2 separate regions of the Homo sapiens genome follow, and region 1 is linked to region 2. Evidence: chromatin loops called from intact Hi-C (ENCODE). Cell type or tissue: chondrocyte. All regions are shown on one strand. Each heading gives the region's core, and the rest is flanking DNA. Links, peaks and the distances in the headings are about the cores only. Region 1 has its middle 230 kb from the start of GACAT3. Region 2 has its middle 160 kb from the start of CYRIA.

The links. Peaks named below come from ENCODE experiments on the same cell type or tissue, not always from the same donor. Only the 100,000 strongest peaks of a DNase experiment are listed, where the experiment ranks them.
Region 1: it touches region 2 in a loop (2.2-fold over the local background); 8 of 110 quality-filtered maps call a loop at or near these places.

The regions. Positions count from the first base shown.
Region 1 is chr2:16,278,659-16,286,991 of GRCh38, forward strand. No RefSeq gene overlaps it. Among named protein-coding and RNA genes, the nearest start is that of GACAT3, 230 kb to the left of the region's middle. In chondrocyte, for the core only: CTCF peaks have their summits at 3,382 (motif pointing left) and 3,593; no DNase peak of the experiment used is centred there.
Region 2 is chr2:16,504,599-16,512,931 of GRCh38, forward strand. No RefSeq gene overlaps it. Among named protein-coding and RNA genes, the nearest start is that of CYRIA, 160 kb to the right of the region's middle. RefSeq lists a silencer at 3,643-3,937. In chondrocyte, for the core only: CTCF peaks have their summits at 3,839 (motif pointing left) and 4,069; DNase peaks (open chromatin) are centred at 3,282, 3,573 and 3,813.

The sequences.
Region 1 (8,333 bases), core at 274-8,273, 230 kb before region 2:
CAGGCACAGTGGCTCACACCTGTAATCCCAGCACTTTGAGAGGCCAAGGTGGGTGGATCAGTTGAGGTCAGGAGTTCAAGACCAGCCTGCTCAACATAGTGAAACTCTGTCTCTACTAAAAATACAAAAATTAGCCGGGCATGGTGGCGCATGCCTGTAATACCAGTTACTCGGGAGGCTGAGGCATGAGAATCACTTGAACCCAGGAGGCGGAGGTTGCAATGAGCTGAGATAATGCCACTGCACTCCAGCCTGGAGACAGAGTGAGGTCCATCTCAAAAAAAAAAAAAAAAAAAAAAAAAAAAAAAGAACGTATAGTAAGATGTTGGCTTTTCAAGGGCAAGGGCAGGGATCCTGTGTCAGCCATCTCTATTTCTTCTCCAAAACCTACCATGCTATTGTCATGCAGTGGGGACACTCTAAGGGTTTTTGAAAGCATGAATCAAGAGGAGAATTCAGCTGGGTGCGGTGGCTCACACCCATACCTATAATCCCAGCACTTTGGGAAGCTGAGGCAGACCTTTTTTTTTTTTTTCCCCAAAAAATCAAGATAGAAATAAAAGAGAATTCTTTCTAGAACAAAGAACAAGATTGGTCACGGCAGGTTCAGGAGGACTCTGTGTCTTCGGGAATAGAGGAAGCAGTTGGCACAGAGAGGAGAGTCTGGAGAATGCCAAGGACAAACTACGATGACCTCACAAATGTTCCCCATATGTGGAGCACTGAAAGTCTGAGAAGCATTCTGACAGGGATAAGGGAGAAGGAGCGGGTCACCTTTGCTTAGTGTCTACACTGGCCTGTCTTGTTTCCTCCTCAGTCCTCCAGTGTGGAAGCCACAGCTCTTGTTCCTGAGGTTGAAGGATCTCAATGGCTTCTGCACATAGTAGGCAAACTACAAATGTCAAATGAATGCATACAAGAAACACCGATAATCTTCGTTAAAATTTATTAGGTGCTACAAACTAGCTACTATCAGTATGTTACATGGGTTGTAAAGTAGACCACCATTATCCTCAATTAATCATGGAGGAAGCAGAAGTCCTGGAGGATGAAATTGCTTGCCTATGGCTACGCGAGCTAGCAGGTGGTGAATCAGAGTGGGAGCCCAGCAGTCCAGCATCTGTACCCTTCATGACCCCCATAAACAGCCCACTGTGAGTGACGTGTTGCAGCAGCACAGATGTACATGACAGACTCCTCCTCAGGGATCATTTCTCTGACTGCATAATAGGAGCCAGGCTGGATGTTGAATGAGGGTGCAGCATTATCAGCAAGTTGTAATGACAGGGAGCACTCAGCGAGCATTCCTGGCACAGGTGTGGGTAGAGGCACAGAAACCCATGAATGAATAGTTGAGTATTGGATGTGAAGGGATGGGAGTCAGTTTCCCCCCACCCTTGTAGGTAATATCTGTCTCTTCATCACTGCTGTTCTAAAAGATGGCCCCAAAAGTTCAGTCTCTGTAAAATGTGTTCTAAATTAGTGGCCCCTTAGGGATTCTGGGGCTATTTCCCCTAGACAGAGGTCAAGGGACTGGCTGGACTGGTCCAGCAGCCAGGGGGCCATGGAGTGGCTGCAACCTCAAGCAGGGTATGTTCTTCCACCCTCTCTTACCCTCTCACCTCTCAGCCAGGGAACTGAGGCTCAGGCCTCTCATGGGGAGGCGAGAAGAGAAACCAAGAAGATAAGTGAGGCGGGGCCTGGGCCTTGTCCACTTCCCAGCAGACTCACCTGCTCAGTGGGCTGCCTTGCTATGTGGTCCTGAGGAAGCCCTTCGAGGGCTTGGGCCTATTGTCTATGGAGGGGATGGTGATAATGCTTTCTGGCTCCTGCAGACCCTGAGTGAGAGTCAGTGATTGAAAAGAATGTGGGAAGGCGTTCACAGTGTGGTTTCCTGCTGGATCTGAGCCCACCATGAAAGCTGGGGTCTCCTGACCCAGCACTTAGGCAACCATATCACGCCCTCCTTGCCGATCTGGGCATGTGTATGTTAGTTGTGTGTGCGTGCAGGTGTCTGTAGGCATTCAGTGGTTCTGCCAGGGAATTTGTTCTTTGCAACTGAGCTTTTCACAGGCAGGAAGGCCTGAGAGTGATGTCAGTTTCTCCCCATTGACTCTGTGGGATGAACTCTGCCCCTATACTTACTCCTCCTCCTGCAACCCATCCTTTAACTTCTATGATTGGGGTCCTTGGTGATGAGCCATGTCATAAGGTCAGGTTCTTCCACCTGCAGAGCACTTGGCATTTCCAGACCACATGCATGATACTTAGGAGAAGGCTTCTCCTTGCACAGTCAAAAAGGGTAGGGAAAGTTCTGCCATGGGAACTTACCATATGCCAGGATTGTGCTAGACACTTTGCACAAGGGTCTTTAATTCTCAGAAGTGATTCTGAGAGGGAGATATTTTTATGCCATTTTACTGATGGAGATGTCAAGGCTCAGAGATGTTACAGGAATACCCACAGCTAGCAAGTGGTGAAGCCCATGGTTGTTTTTGTTTTGCTTTGTTTTTTTTTTTTTTTGTTTGTTTGTTTGTTTTTGAGACAGAGTCTTACTCTGTCTCCCAGGCTGGAGTGCAGTGGTGTGATCTCTGCTCACTGCAACCTCCGCCTCCCAGATTCAAGCGATTCTCCTGCCTCAGCCTCCTGAGCAGCTGGGACTACAGGTGCGTGCCACCATGCCCAGCTAATTTTTGTATATTTTTAAAGTAGAGATGGGGTTTCACCATGTTGGCCAGGCTGGTCTCAAACTCCTGACCTCGTGATCCACCCGCCTCAGCCTCCCAAAGTGCTGGGATTACAGGCATGAGCCACCGCGCCCGGCCATAGCCCGCAGTTTTAATTTGGCCATCCTGTGGAGACTCATGAGGCTGAGCAGTGATGCTGCCAAGGCGATGGACACTGGATTGACTCTTTGGTAGTTTCGGCTTTGCTCTGGGAGGCCTCCGTGGATTGTTCCCGGGAAGGGACTGTGGCTCCTTCTGCCTCACTGGAGCATCAATTCCTGAACCTGATGTTTCTCTACTGTGAGCCAATCCTCGTGTTTTATTCTCTAATCTCGGCTTTGCCAAAAAGCAGGCAGCCTTTGGAGAACCTAAAGAGGCGACAGACCGAGTTTTTCCTCTGGTCTGTACAATGGTGGGCAAACCTCTGTGTCTCTCTGGGCCTCAGTTTTCCCACCAGTGATATGAGATTATTCTAGAATGATATTTTAGAGTCTTTTCAGCTCTGACGTCATTTCGTTTCATTGCATAGCATTGCAGTGCTCTGTATTTTATCTTTAGACACCCTCCCTCTCTGAAATGTTATAATCTTTCTCACGGAGGCTTCTCCCCTTCTGGCTAGTCTGTCTTAAAGTATAGCACCACCTTCTGGTGATTGGTTTACTCCTTCCCCCGCCTCCCACTCTAGCTCCTGTCTGATTCTTGGTTCCTCTCTTCCTCCAGAAACTAGGCTGAAAACCGATGACCAGGCACAGACACCTGGCTGTGGGCATCTCTCTGCAGAGCTCACCTGGGAGGGTCAGTGGTGAGTTGCAGCTGGACCCGGCATTCTTCCATCAAGACAGTGCCGATGCCCTTCCTGGGGCTGAGATCACACCAGGAGCCGGGGAGGAGCTGGCTACCTTGGCAGAGCCTGGATGGCCTGGGGTGGCAGCAGCTGAAAGTGCATAATTCATGAGGGATTTGCTCCATCAGGAAGCAAGGGCAGAAGTAGACAAGGTCCTCGGCCTGGTTTTTCTTTCCCTTTTGCTTTTGTTTTGAGGTGAAGAAGCAGGCTTCAGAAAAATGTATGGGCAGCCAAGTTTCAGAGGCTCTTAGAGTTTTTGGATTTTTTTTTGGGGGGGGGCTTTATTTTGTGTGGAAAAGAAAGCAAGAAAAAGAAGGGGTGTGTTTAGGGCTTTTTCCCCCATGAGAGAAATGTGGAGGGCCTCCCTGAGCATGTGTCTTTGTCTCTATGGGTCATGGCTCCTGAGCAGATTTCTCAAAGTTGCTCTCATCTGCCCAACACTCATGACGGTCTGAGGGTTCAGCTGTGGGGATAGAGAGGATGGAGGGCTGCGGGGGATCTTCTACCAGGACCTGTCAGCTCACTACCTAGGAGGACAGAGTTTAGGCTTGTCTCTATCCTGGAGAAACCCAACTGTCCCCAAACAGGCCAGGCCTTGTGTGGCTTTAAATTTCTGGAAGTACACATTGTATTGACTTGGGAATGTTTGCTGTAGGAACTCTGACCTGGCAGATAGGAGACCAGATTCCAAATTATGAATGCACTGCTCTAGGTGTTCTTCAGCAACTGAGTGTCTTTTATCTTCCAAGCATAGTTTCTTCTTTCGCAAGGAGAGGGTAGAAATGAAGAGTTTCAAGATTTCTGAGCTTCATTCTATCCCATTATTCTAGAACACTAGGAGTTAAATGATAGGGGTTTTCATTCACACTCTGCCTCTTCCCTGATAAGCCAAGTAACTTGTCTTGCTCCTAATGAGTTTGTCAGTTTGGGCAGCATCATGCATTGGAGTGGGACAGGGCCAAGATGTGCAGGTGCCCCATGCCATCCCAACCCCATGAGCTCTGCATGCTTGCAGGGTTGTTGGAAGGATGTCCAAGGCTGCAGTGAAACTTTGCTGCTGTGGATGGGGTGGGTGAGCACACATACAGGTGCCTGGGCCTGGAGCAGGCTGGGGAAGTGCAGGGAAGGTAGACAGAACCAATGGGATGGCTGTGATCCCATACAGAGAGCCACTAATTAAGGCCCATATATCAGCTAAAAGGAAGGAATTATCAGCAATCAAAAGAAAAATGTAAACACATTCCAAATTGTACATTTTTTTAACCTTCACCTAGTCGGGTGGTCCGTGTTTGTTCTATGCCACAAGGCAAATGTGTGTACCTGCACAGACACACCTGTGTGCGTATGCTCTGAATTAGAAGGGTTTCATCGAACGAGGCCGGCAGGGTGATACTCAGCCGCCAGGCCTCAGCCTTGTGGGAATTGGCAGGAAACTGTTGGTAAATCACTTGGGATTCTGTGGGTACAGGCACTGTGTTCATTGAAGATATCATTAGCGCCTTTCGTCAGGAGCCAGAAGCCCACAGTGCAGTCTACCGGTGCTTGACTTAGCTTGTCCAGCAGTGAAATTAACATAATAAAACTCAGTTAACAGAGATGCTACAGATTTAATTAGTTCCTTAACAGTTAAAGAAGAGTTATGAGATCCTGAGCCCTCCATCTTCAAAAGCAATTTGGGCAGATTGATGTCACCGTCCGACATCTCCACCGAAATTCTGGGTTGCCAAAGTCAATTTGGGAAATTGCTCATATTATTCTACCTCCTTCCTTACCACCTTGAAAGGAAGCACTTCCAGGTTGCCTCTCAACTGATTCTTCCAGAGCCTGGGACTCACCGGAAATAGGGAGGTTCTACCCTATGGGCTCTGGAGCTTCTCCTTTGGAGTGCCTGGCCCCTCTGCCTCTCCTCCCACATCCCAGAACCTGCCTCATCTGCCCTTTGCATTCTGCAGGTGCTCAGTAGATACAAGTTGTAGCTATCGTTCTTCTAACACCTTTTTTTTTTCTTTAGACAAAGTTTCACTCTTGTTGCCCAGGCTGGAATGCAGTGGCGCAATCTTGGCAACCTCCACCCCCCGGGTTCAAGCAATTCTCCTGCCTCAGCCTCCTGAGTAGCTGGAATTACAGGCATGTGCCACCATGCCTGGCTAATTTTTGTATTTTTAGTAGACGTGGGGGTTTCACCATGTTGGTCAGGCTGGTCTTGAACTCCTGACTTGAGGTGTTCCACCTGCCTCAGCCTCCCAAAATGCTGGGATTACAGGCGTGAGCCACCATGCCCAGTGTTGTTCTTCCAACTTCCTGTGCATTCGGTGCCTCTTCTGAATCTGTATTAGATGCCATAAAATGTAATATGGCTATTAAGCTGTTTGTTCTGGGCTGGTGGATTTAGCAGTGTTTGGGCATGGTAGGTGACTGAGTGAGAGCTACAACAGCTTGAGAAGTTCGGGACACTCACTCAGGAGACCCGTAATAGCTCGACCTCTTATTTTCTGTTTTGTTTTGTTTGTTTGTTTTGTTTTCTCTCTTCAGGAATCATGTTTACAAAGCATTCCCTTGGCAAGAGGCTGTCTATAGGATCCAGATGGTCTGACCCCAAGTCAGATGTCCTTTATAACCTTGCTTTTATGGTCCTCTGACCAGCAGCATTAACATCACCCTCACCTGGGAGCTCATTAGGAATGCAGAATCTCGGGCCTCATCCCTGATCCACTGAATTGGAATCTGCATCTTAACAAGATCCTCAGGCAATCTGTAAGCATATGCATGGTTGAGAAGCACTGCTGTACAACACTTTGTAACAATCTCTCTTGTCCAAGAGCGGGGACGAAGCTAGCTGTGAAAGCTAACACAGGTCTCAGGTGTTCTTCTTCCTGCAAGTGAGGGTTGGACAGCCCAAGCCATGCTTCGCCTGGGCCCTGAGGAGGCCTCACCCCCCACTCCCCATGGCAGCAACATTCTCCTTGAGCCTTCCTTGGTGGTCCGATGTCAGCATCTTGCCAATCCAGGCGAAGGCATCATGCCACACTGACAGATGGCCCAAAGTAGGACAGACAGAAGAAATGTATGTTTATCAAATTTGGGTTGAAAAGACCACGTTCCCCCAGCATAGGCTGTCAAACAGCTGTCATTCAGGAGCATATGGCCCAGCGGTGAGAGGGCACAGACACAGCTAATCCCACTCTTAGAGAGATTAGCTCTGACGAGTGAAGAAAGTTGCGGCTGTCGCCAGGGTGCTGCCTGGGAGGAGAGGGTGGAGGGTCTGCATTGTGGTTCATTTCCCGAATCACCTTCCCTGTGATCGAGGCTCCTGTCTGCCAAAAAGAAGCCAGAATGAAATGATGCTGTAGAAATAACTATGACAGTAATAATAATAAATCTACCATTTATCAACCACCTGCTTTGTGTCAGGTAACAGTAGGTTATTTATTTCTACCACTTTATTCCGTGCAGGGGCCCTTTTGGAAACATATTATTATCTCCACTTTACAGATGAGAAACACAGGTCTCTGAGATGCAATTGTGGGTCCCCAGGTGGTGCAAGCGATGGTGGTTCCTGCAGTCCCTGGGCAGGTCAGGAAACACTCCTGCATTCAGATAGCCAATTCTGGCCCCTATGTAATGAAGATGCTGACAACTAAAGTATAAGGAGGGAGCAATGTTTGCAACACAGAAGCAGATGAGACGATGTCTACACGCGGTGGTTTAAATGGGAACATGGCTTTTTACACTGCTGAGAGTCCAGGACCACATCAATGGGACAGCAGGCCTTGCACAATGTGACTCTCTGTCCAGCTCAGCTGGAGTCCAGCACACCTGCAGCCAAGGCATGAGACATATAATTTCCCATGCCGTCATCTCCACCCAAAACTTCACCCCTCAGGGTGCCCTGTGTGGTGAGTGGACTAAATAGGCTGAGACTTTAAGAGCAGAAGCACACACTTATTGAACACCTGCTGAAAGTCAGGCTTTCTTCTAGACACATGTCATGCAGCCTGGCTGGTGTTGAGGCTGTGGTTCCCCTGCAGGTAGAGGACATTGAAGCGGTGGAGGCTGAGAAGAAACACGCAGGTGGGTGTTGACCAAGCCATGAAGAAGTAGCCATTGCTGCAAGCCCAGGGTGGCTCCAGATGGCTGGCGTTCAGAAGTGGTTCTGTTTCCTCTGCTGAGGCTGTTATTTTTAATTGCCATGTGCATTTCTCACTCTGCCCAGGAAAGGAAGCTGAAGGGTTGAAAACACAGTCTCATGTAGCAACTTGTGTAGAGATTCTGGTCTGATCAGAATGGAGGAGAGAGTGCTGAATATGATATTAGAAGTGAAAACATGTTTGTTTTATGTGCTTGGATAAAAGGATCATGCAGCTCAGTCCTCAGCCAAATTTCAAAGAGTTTCCCTAAATGACCTTGAAGAGCCCCTGATCTCAGTAAAAGCAAGAATTTCAGTTCAACAAATGTTTATAGAGCATATCCATGAGCCAGGGATGCCCAGACGTGACTTAGACTGGGCCTTGCCCTCCAATAACTCATAATCAGGAGAGGATTAACAGGTAAGAGAACACCTTTCCCAAAGTCTTGGTTTTATCATTTATGGTTTAAATTGTTATAAGAAAACCCAAAGCTTCGTGATACTTTCTTGTAACTTACTATGAAACGTGATAGGCAGAGTAACGCCTTCCCACCTTCAAAGATGCCCACGTAGTACAGAAAATAAGATGTGATGATATGGCAGAGGCTGGAGTGATGCAGGGCCATGAGCCCAGCAA
Region 2 (8,333 bases), core at 46-8,045:
AATATAAGAGTTTGGCAAAAATCAATGAAAGCAATTGACTTCTATTAGAATAAATTGGTTATATGGAATTTAGAATGAAGAAAATTAGTTTATTATTTTTAAATTATTGTATACATACTTTACTTTAGTAAATTCATATTCAATTTATCTATCTATCTATATGCAAGTTATAAAAATATATGCATATACATTTTTCCTGGAGAGCTGGTGGCATATATTTAGCATACCACCGGCTCTTGGGGTCATAATTTGCCTAATAGGAAATGTGACTTATAATGCAATAATAGTGAAATCCAAAGCAATAAATTATGTACATGGAGGCATGTACATAATGTCACTGTTGGTGACATTGGGCTCAGACAGCTTTGGGCGCAGGGTAGATGCTATAGTTAAGTGATTTAAAGACTGCGTGTCAAGATTCCATAATGTTATAAGGTTATTTTAAAGTACTCATTCTTTTCACCAATGCTGTTTTTTTTTTAAATCACTTCCTAACACAGCTTTCATTCCTTATCTCCAAACAAAAATTACTGACTACTGCCTTTGGCATTGAGGGCTCCTAGCAAGGCAGAAGCATGGCACAAGTTGGCAGTATTGTGCTTAAGCCATGGGGTAGAGCTCAGAAAGGAACAGGCAGGCTGACAGAAGTGCCCTCTATGTCAAGCTCTGACTTTCTCACTTGAAAGTTTGGGTGTCTGAGGCATGAGGCCCTAGGCTAGGACAAGCGGGTGGACATTTTGAAAGGCTAGGATCCTGGCAGCCCACTTACACCAACCTATTTTACTTCTAAGTGGTGCACATTAATCACTCCAGAAATGCAAAGGTGACAATGAGTCAAAGTTTAAGACTGATGGCGCAAAAGTTGCCACTAAGTATTAAGAGAGTGCTCTATGCCTAACACAGTGCTTGGGGCTTCATATACATTAATTTTCACCTTTAAAAAGTCCTCTGCAGCCATTATTGTTTCCTGACTTTATTTTACAGATAAGTAAACTGAGGGGCAAAGGTGTCAAGTGACTTTTGTTTTGTTTTGTTTTTTTGAGTCAGAGTCTTGCTCTGTCTTCTAGGCTGAAGTGCAGTGACCTCAGCTCACTGCAACCTCCACCTCCTGGGTTCAAGTGATTCTCTTGCCTCAGCCACCTGAGTACCTGGGATTTCTGGTGCCCACCACCATGCCCAGTTAATTTTTTGTATGTTTCGTAGAGATGGGGGTTTTACCATGTTGGCCAGGCTGGTCTCGAACGCCTGATCTCAAGTGATCCGCCCACCTCGGCCTCCCAAAGTGCTGGGATTATAGGCATGAGCCATCGCACTGGACCTTAAGTAACTTTTAATAACCAGCGTTTGTCAGATCCAACTGTTAGCTGTCCTTCTTTTAGTAACCTCTGTGATCCTGTCTTTTTGCTACTGTAGCACTGTGCGAGAGGTAGCACCTGAGAACTGGTACCCGAAGAGCGGAGGAGGCGCGTGTGCAACCATTGCCCGGGATCAGTATGTGCATTTAAAGGTGAAGACCAGAGTCAGCACAGCTAGAGGCTCTCCTCAAGCATCAGAATGACACAAAGAGCCTCCAGAAAGATACATTTTCCAGCAGGCCTCCCTGTCAGTACAGAAACAAAATGCATTAGCAAGAAGCTCACATGGCCTGAATTTGCTGAGATTGACAAGGCGGGTGTGCGGTGTTCTGAGGCTGCCCAAACAATGTTCTGCAGCACTGGCTGGAATTCTAGGTGGCTTCCCAGTTTATATATTCAGTGAATTCTTAAGGGACAAGAATAGCAGTAAAAATAATAATAGCAAATATTTATGTAGTGTCAACATGTGGCAGGCACTGTTCTAAGTACTTTACAAATATTAAACTAGTAATGTTATCCTCAAAATAACCCTCTGACATAGGTCACTGTGACAAAGGCTGCTGCCTGGTTTTTGTAGTCCATCGATGTCTTCTTCCTGGGCTCACAGCCAAGGCTCCATATCCCAGCCTACCCCTGGGTTGAGGGAGGGTGTCATGAGACTTGGTGCTGGCCAATGGAATGGGAGTGGAAAGTACAGGTGCCTCCCTGAAGTCACAGGCCTTAAAGCTCCCACGAGCTCCCCTCCATACTCCTCTCCCTCAGGGCCTCTTTAGAAATCAAGTGTTACAGCTGACAACAACTGCCAGCCTGAGTCCCCTGAATTACGGGAACAGAATCCTCTGCTCATCTGAAACTACCCTGGCCTATTTTATGAATAAGACATAAACTTCTTTTATGTTGAGATAATCATGCTTGAATTTTCTTGTAACTACCACCTCGCCCACTCGAGCCAAATTTTATACTATTACTGTTATCATCCTACAGATGAGCAAACTGAGGCACTGGTAACTTGCCCAAGGTCACACCTAGAACGTGATGCAGCTGGAATGTATGCAGGCTCTCCGGCCCCAGAGTACATGTCCTTCACCATTACACTATTTCCCCCTATGGGATGGAACAAAGTGGTCTTCCAGCCTGTCTGTAAGCACATAGGCTGTGGGAGTGGGCTGGAGGGGACACTGGCCTCCAGATGGCCTCATGCCCTTCATGCGTCTAGCTTGCATGGAGGGGTAACCCAATAGCTAAGGAGAAAAGGCTTCTCCCAGACCCTTCTACCAGGTAGTCACATGGGGTGGAAACAGGATCCATATTTCCTGATTCCCAAGTCTCTCTGCTGCATTACTTAGCAACTAAACATAATGTAGCAATACATATTACTACAAATCTCCCTGAAATCTAGCAATATACCTTTTTTTAATCTCCATTTTTACAGATGGGGGAATTCAGCCTTGGGGAAGTGAATTAACCTGCCCAGTGTCTCTCAGTTAGCAAGTGGGGTAGAGCTAAGGTTCGCATCTAGTTTGGCTCAGAGCTTTCTGTTAACCGGCATCCAATCCTGTTTCACCTGAGAGGAGCAATGTGGAGTGAGAGCTGGGAATACCCACCCTGTAGACTCAGTCTCAGAACAAGGGTGAAAAGGGCTTTAAAATCACTCGCCCTCACTTGGCGGAATAACAATGCTCACAGCAGCCGTGTGGTTCTCAGGGCATTTCCCCAAGCTTTCTTTATCCTCCCTGGAGTTTCTCCTCTCACCAGCCGCTCTATCTGGGCACGGGCCTCTGAAGCTCCTGTCTGTCTGGCCGGTCCACTGGGCCCCCTTCAGAGGAAAGGCTGCTCTCATTCCTCAGGGATGTCCCAGAGCCTGGCGCCGCTGCTGGGCATGAGCAGGAGGGCGGGAACGATTTGCTGAGTGAGGAAGTCAACAAGGCGGGGCGGGCATCATCATGCCCACTTTGCAGGTGGGGAGACTGACGCTCTGGGCGCTGGAGGGACCCCTCAGATCGCCACAGCTGCTTCTTCCCCCAGGCGCTGGGCTTGTCCCTTGCAGCACAGAATCTCTGGGTCAGTAATCATGCAAAGGGTGAAAGCCAGAGGAACCTGGGTTAGCAAGTGACACGAAGGGACTTTCCAGGATCCCCCCACCGCGAGGCCTGGCACGAAGGAGGGCTCACAGTCCGGCTCCCAGAGCCCTGCAAGTCGGGCGCGCTCAGCCCACCTGCTCCCTGCATTGGTGGTGGCGGGCGGCCCGCACTCCCCGCGCCCCAGGCCCGCCCGCTCCCGCCCGGCTCGGCGCTCCCTCGGCTGAGCAGCTAGGCTCTGCATTGCAGGGGTCCCACCGGGCCGCAGGGTAGCCTCGCCCCCGCCGCTCCTTCCTTTGTCCCTGCCCCGCCGCTGCGGCGTCTGCGGCTTCTGCGGCCGCCTGGGAGCGGGCATGGGTGGGCGGGGCCCGTGGCGGCGCTGCCCGGTGCACCAGCACCATCTAGGGGCGCTACGACAGCAGGAAGGGCGCTCCGCTGGCATCCGTGGGTCGCCGCCTGGCCCTGGGCAAATTTTCCCAAACTCCGGCCTCGGTTTCCCGGGTTACCGTGGAGGCGACAAGCGGGTCCACTCCTATCAGGTGTCCTCACTGGTACAGTCGTAATCCCTTAATGAAGGGGATTGATCGTCTCCACAGCCGCTAATAGGCAAGGAGGGAAACTGAGGCTCTGAGGGGTTAAGTAACTTGTCCCAGGGGATATAGTTCTGGGGACAGAACCAAGAATCAAAACCAGGTGCATTTGAGCTCCTAATCTGTGCGTGGAACCCCTTGGCTGTGCGGCGTGGAAGAGGGCAGTTTCTCCTGATATGCCACATGCAGTGGGACAGCTTGTCCTGCTCCTTGTCCTCTGCTAGCTACTTTCTGTATGATCAAGTCATGTGACCGCTTTGAAACTCAGCTGTGTCACTCACTTTACCTTAGGGATCATCCCAAGGCCTTCCTTCTTCCCGGCTCTCAGGGAGGCAGGTCTCAACCATGAAAAGGTTTCAGAGGATGGGAGCCACAGTGAGAATCAAGAGGGAAGGGCCTCTGAAGACAGAGCTAGCTCCATAAACCTGTCCAATTATCACCCTTACAAGCGCAGAGCTCCAGAACCCCCAGGCAGAGGCAAATTTCCCTTAGACCCCGGCTTTGAGGCTTGCAGCCCATGTTATTATCTCCATTTTACAGCTGAGAAAATTGAGGCACAAAGAGACTTGGGCACTTTCTCAGAGTTGCAGTCCTGGGTGAAATGTGCTCAGGGCTCCCTCTCCTGGGCTGGGGGGCTCCCTCAGGAGATCCCGGATGGTCTGAAGCACAAGGTTTACTGAGCCCCAGTGGAGGGTGCAGCCCTGAAGAAGAAAGTGGGAGGGTTTGGTCTGGAAAAGAGAAGACCTTGAGAAACTCAAAGGCTATCTCTAAATCACAGGGGCCTAACACATGAATGAGTAGGCAGAAGTACAGGGCAAAGAAGGGATATATGGGGAGAGGGTAGAGTGGTTGGGTTTTAGCAAAAGGAGCAACAGAAACAGACTGTTGAAGAAGCCCTGCTGCCACATGGCATGACAGATAACCTGCTCCCCAAAGCTACCCTGCGTCCATCGTCTTCTGAAGGCTGCCCGGCTGCTCCTGGCATCCCTGGCCTCCTTGTGTGCCTTCCTCTCAAAGATATCCTGATAGTCAACCTGTGGCTGCCAAGACCTGTGGGAATATTTTTGCATCCCTGCCTTGCAAAGCCAGATGATTTTGATGAGCCGTGTAACTCAGGCTTCCTTGGGAAATGCTGGGCCAGTCATGGGTACACCTTTCTGTGACTCTCATCAGCTCTGAATAATCCCCATCACTTCAGGTAAATAAAGGAAGTTCATCTCTTACAACCCAACAGTAATTAATAGAGTCCGCATCCATTTGCTCATCCTAGAACAACTTCCTAGGGATTAGACGTGTTCCTCAGGCACTATAAGCCTCTTGAGATCTCAGATAGTTCTGTCCACTGTCTGTGTTGCAAACCCTACTCCTACCCCAACATACTCCTATCTCAACAAAGAGAGAGTTTCCTAGAAATGCTTTTGAAGTGACAGCAGTGTTTCCATGGGGCATCAAGCCTTCCTTCCATCTATGTCACTTCAGGAGCTTAAGGCCACAAACATTGGCTGATGACATACTATGTGCCAGGTATTCTGCCAGACCCAGATGATACACTGACAAATTGTCTCAACACACCTGTATAGGCAGATTGAATGAATCCTATTATGCATCAGACTGGTAGGGACTATTTCACCTGCTTGGGAATATATGAAAAGGTGTCTAATTTTTCCAGTTAATCATCCAAAGTCCATTCGCCCACTTAGCGGGAAGTTTTTTCTTTCTCAAAATCAACCCCTGTCCCACCTCCAGTTGTCCAACAACCTCTCAAAAACCTTTAGGTCTTGCTCAGGACAAAGGGATTATTAGTTCTGCTTCCAAATGCCAGATGAAAGAGAGAGCTGGAGTCTGGTCAGCACTATAGTGGACTTCTATGGAAAACTGGCTCTGGAGAGACTGACGAGTCCACTGTGTGGTGCTCTTATTGGCCTGGCCCTGCAAGATCACAGTGCTCCCAAGCTTACAGCTTTTGCAGTTTCTACTGATACATTCAGTCATTGAGCTAAACGCTGTCTCCTGGGCCACCAAGGCTGAGTCTGCTGGGGCGCCATCCATCCATCCTCAGCCACAAGTGCTACAAGATCCCACCTTTCCCTCACAATGCACCTGGCCTTCTGCCTGGACCACCAAGATCCTCTGCCCTCCTGATAGTAAGGGCTGTCTCATATCCTCAAAGAGGATCCAGTAACAGTAAACCTTAGAATAGGAGTGAGGAGCCTTTCCTTTAAGAAGGCTGTCTTATCAGAATCCTTTGTGGAAAAGGCTCCTCACTCCTCTTCTGAGGTTTACTATTACTGGAGTTAGGAACTTTTCTTTCCAGAAGGTTGCTTGGCCCTTGTGAAAATGTGTCCACTATTTGTTCTTTTTTTAATTAATCAACTCTTCTCACCAAAGTGTCAGGAAGGGCCAGCTTTGATAGGCCAGAAAAAAAATCCCAAACTTCCTTCTTAGAGAGCAATCGATGACAACTTTCCTATCATTTTACCTAACCAAGGGAAGCCAGTTGGTCAACCTAGCAGAGAAGATCCCTGGGCCATCTAGATAGAGAAAACCTGCCATTCCTCTCACTAAAACAAATAAACAAAGAATGAACCTTGCTTTCCCAGATACTCTGTCACCATAGAGAGGGAAACTGCCAGAGGCCAGGCTAAGAGCCTTGCACAAGGTCACACAACCACCATAGGGTGAAAGAACCGGGATTCCAATCCAGCTCTGCCTCGCTCTAAGATCTGTTTGTCCCATTATTCTTCTTTCTGGTGGGGGTATTTCTCTGTTTCAAGTTTGAGCCGTACTTGCAACCTGTGGGAGATCTGGCATTTTTACTTCCAGTACTGCTTAAAGGACAGCTCCTTTCCCTGCCATATCCCCATCGCCCCTCTCCTCTTCCCCCAACCCCAAATGCCCAAACTCTGGTAAAAGTGTGTTAGAGCCAATGGGTCTGTTTTTGCTCCCTGATCCCCAAGCTAAGTCTGTGGTCTCCGGTGGGCATTACATCACACTATCTGGTTAGGTATACCCATATGGTGCCCTTTGTCAGACCTGGGCCAGTGCCATAGGTTCTCCAGTGAAGGCGATGAGACCCTGGTTTTCTCTGGACTGACAGATTCAATGGGAAAACTTGTCTCATCTCTTCTTCAGAGGACAACCACATCCCTGTGTGATGAATGGGCAAAGTGTGCTGGGCCTTGCCAAAAAGCCAGGACCCAGTAGAGGCCGAGGGCCATCAATTTTCAGAGCTAGATGAACTCCAAAAGGCATTTAGATCATCCTTTCCATTATACAGTTAAAGAGACAGGGCCAGGAAGGGAGGATGATTTTCCATGGCCAGCCAGAAATGTTGATGGAACTAGGACTAGAAAAAAGAGATTATATACATGACAGAGCCTCTTTGATTAAGTATTGCCTTCTCCAGATATTGTCTTTTAAACACGTTATCACCAAGAAGTAGGTAGACCACAAATTGACATCACAAATTTGTAAATAAGGAGACTGGGGCCCAGGTAGTTGAAATATCTTAGTCAGGGTCACTTGGTTGGGAGTGGAGCCAGCATTAGGATCCAGATCTCTTAACAGGGAGTTGTGTATTCCCAGTGATTTTTCTGGCCAGGAGTGAAGTGCTAAAATTTTCAACCTTGCAGGTGAGGCTGCTTTCCAATTCTTTCTTTCTGGGAAAAAAACCATGACATCTGGGTACTACTTCAAAGGAGCTTAGACCTCTGGGCACTGGCTCAGCAAGAACCCAACTTGCCCCACACCTCATACCCACTTGCCTTTTCATGATAAATTATGGCAAGGGAAAAAGGACTCAGGTTTGGTGTTATAAAGACTTCAATTAAAACACTAACTCCATATTTACCACTCACATTGTCTTAGCCATAATTCTTCAAACCACAGTGTTGTTTTCAGTTGACAGTAGGAAAACATGTAAGTCCAAACTTAAGATGGTTCTCAGCAATAAAGGCTGCCACCTTGTCCTGGCTGCAGCTGTTGCCATTGATCCCTGAGGCCCTCCAGACTGTGAGCAACCTGGATGCGATGCCTAAGTGGAGGGGAGAGTACCCACGGGATGCTCGTCTGTCACTCAGAAACACTTTTTTTTTTTAAAGAACAAATAAACGCATTTTTCACACCTTCATCAATACAAGGATTGAATCTGTTCATGAAGAGGAAAGACCTCAGAGAGCTGCTTCAACAGAGTTTTCAGGCTGGGCACAAGGTCAACAGAATTGCTTTCCTTTAGTCCCCAGGTTATTATTACCAATGCAATTGCTTTAAATACTTCCTACTATCTACATGTCATGGAAAAGATCCTCTCT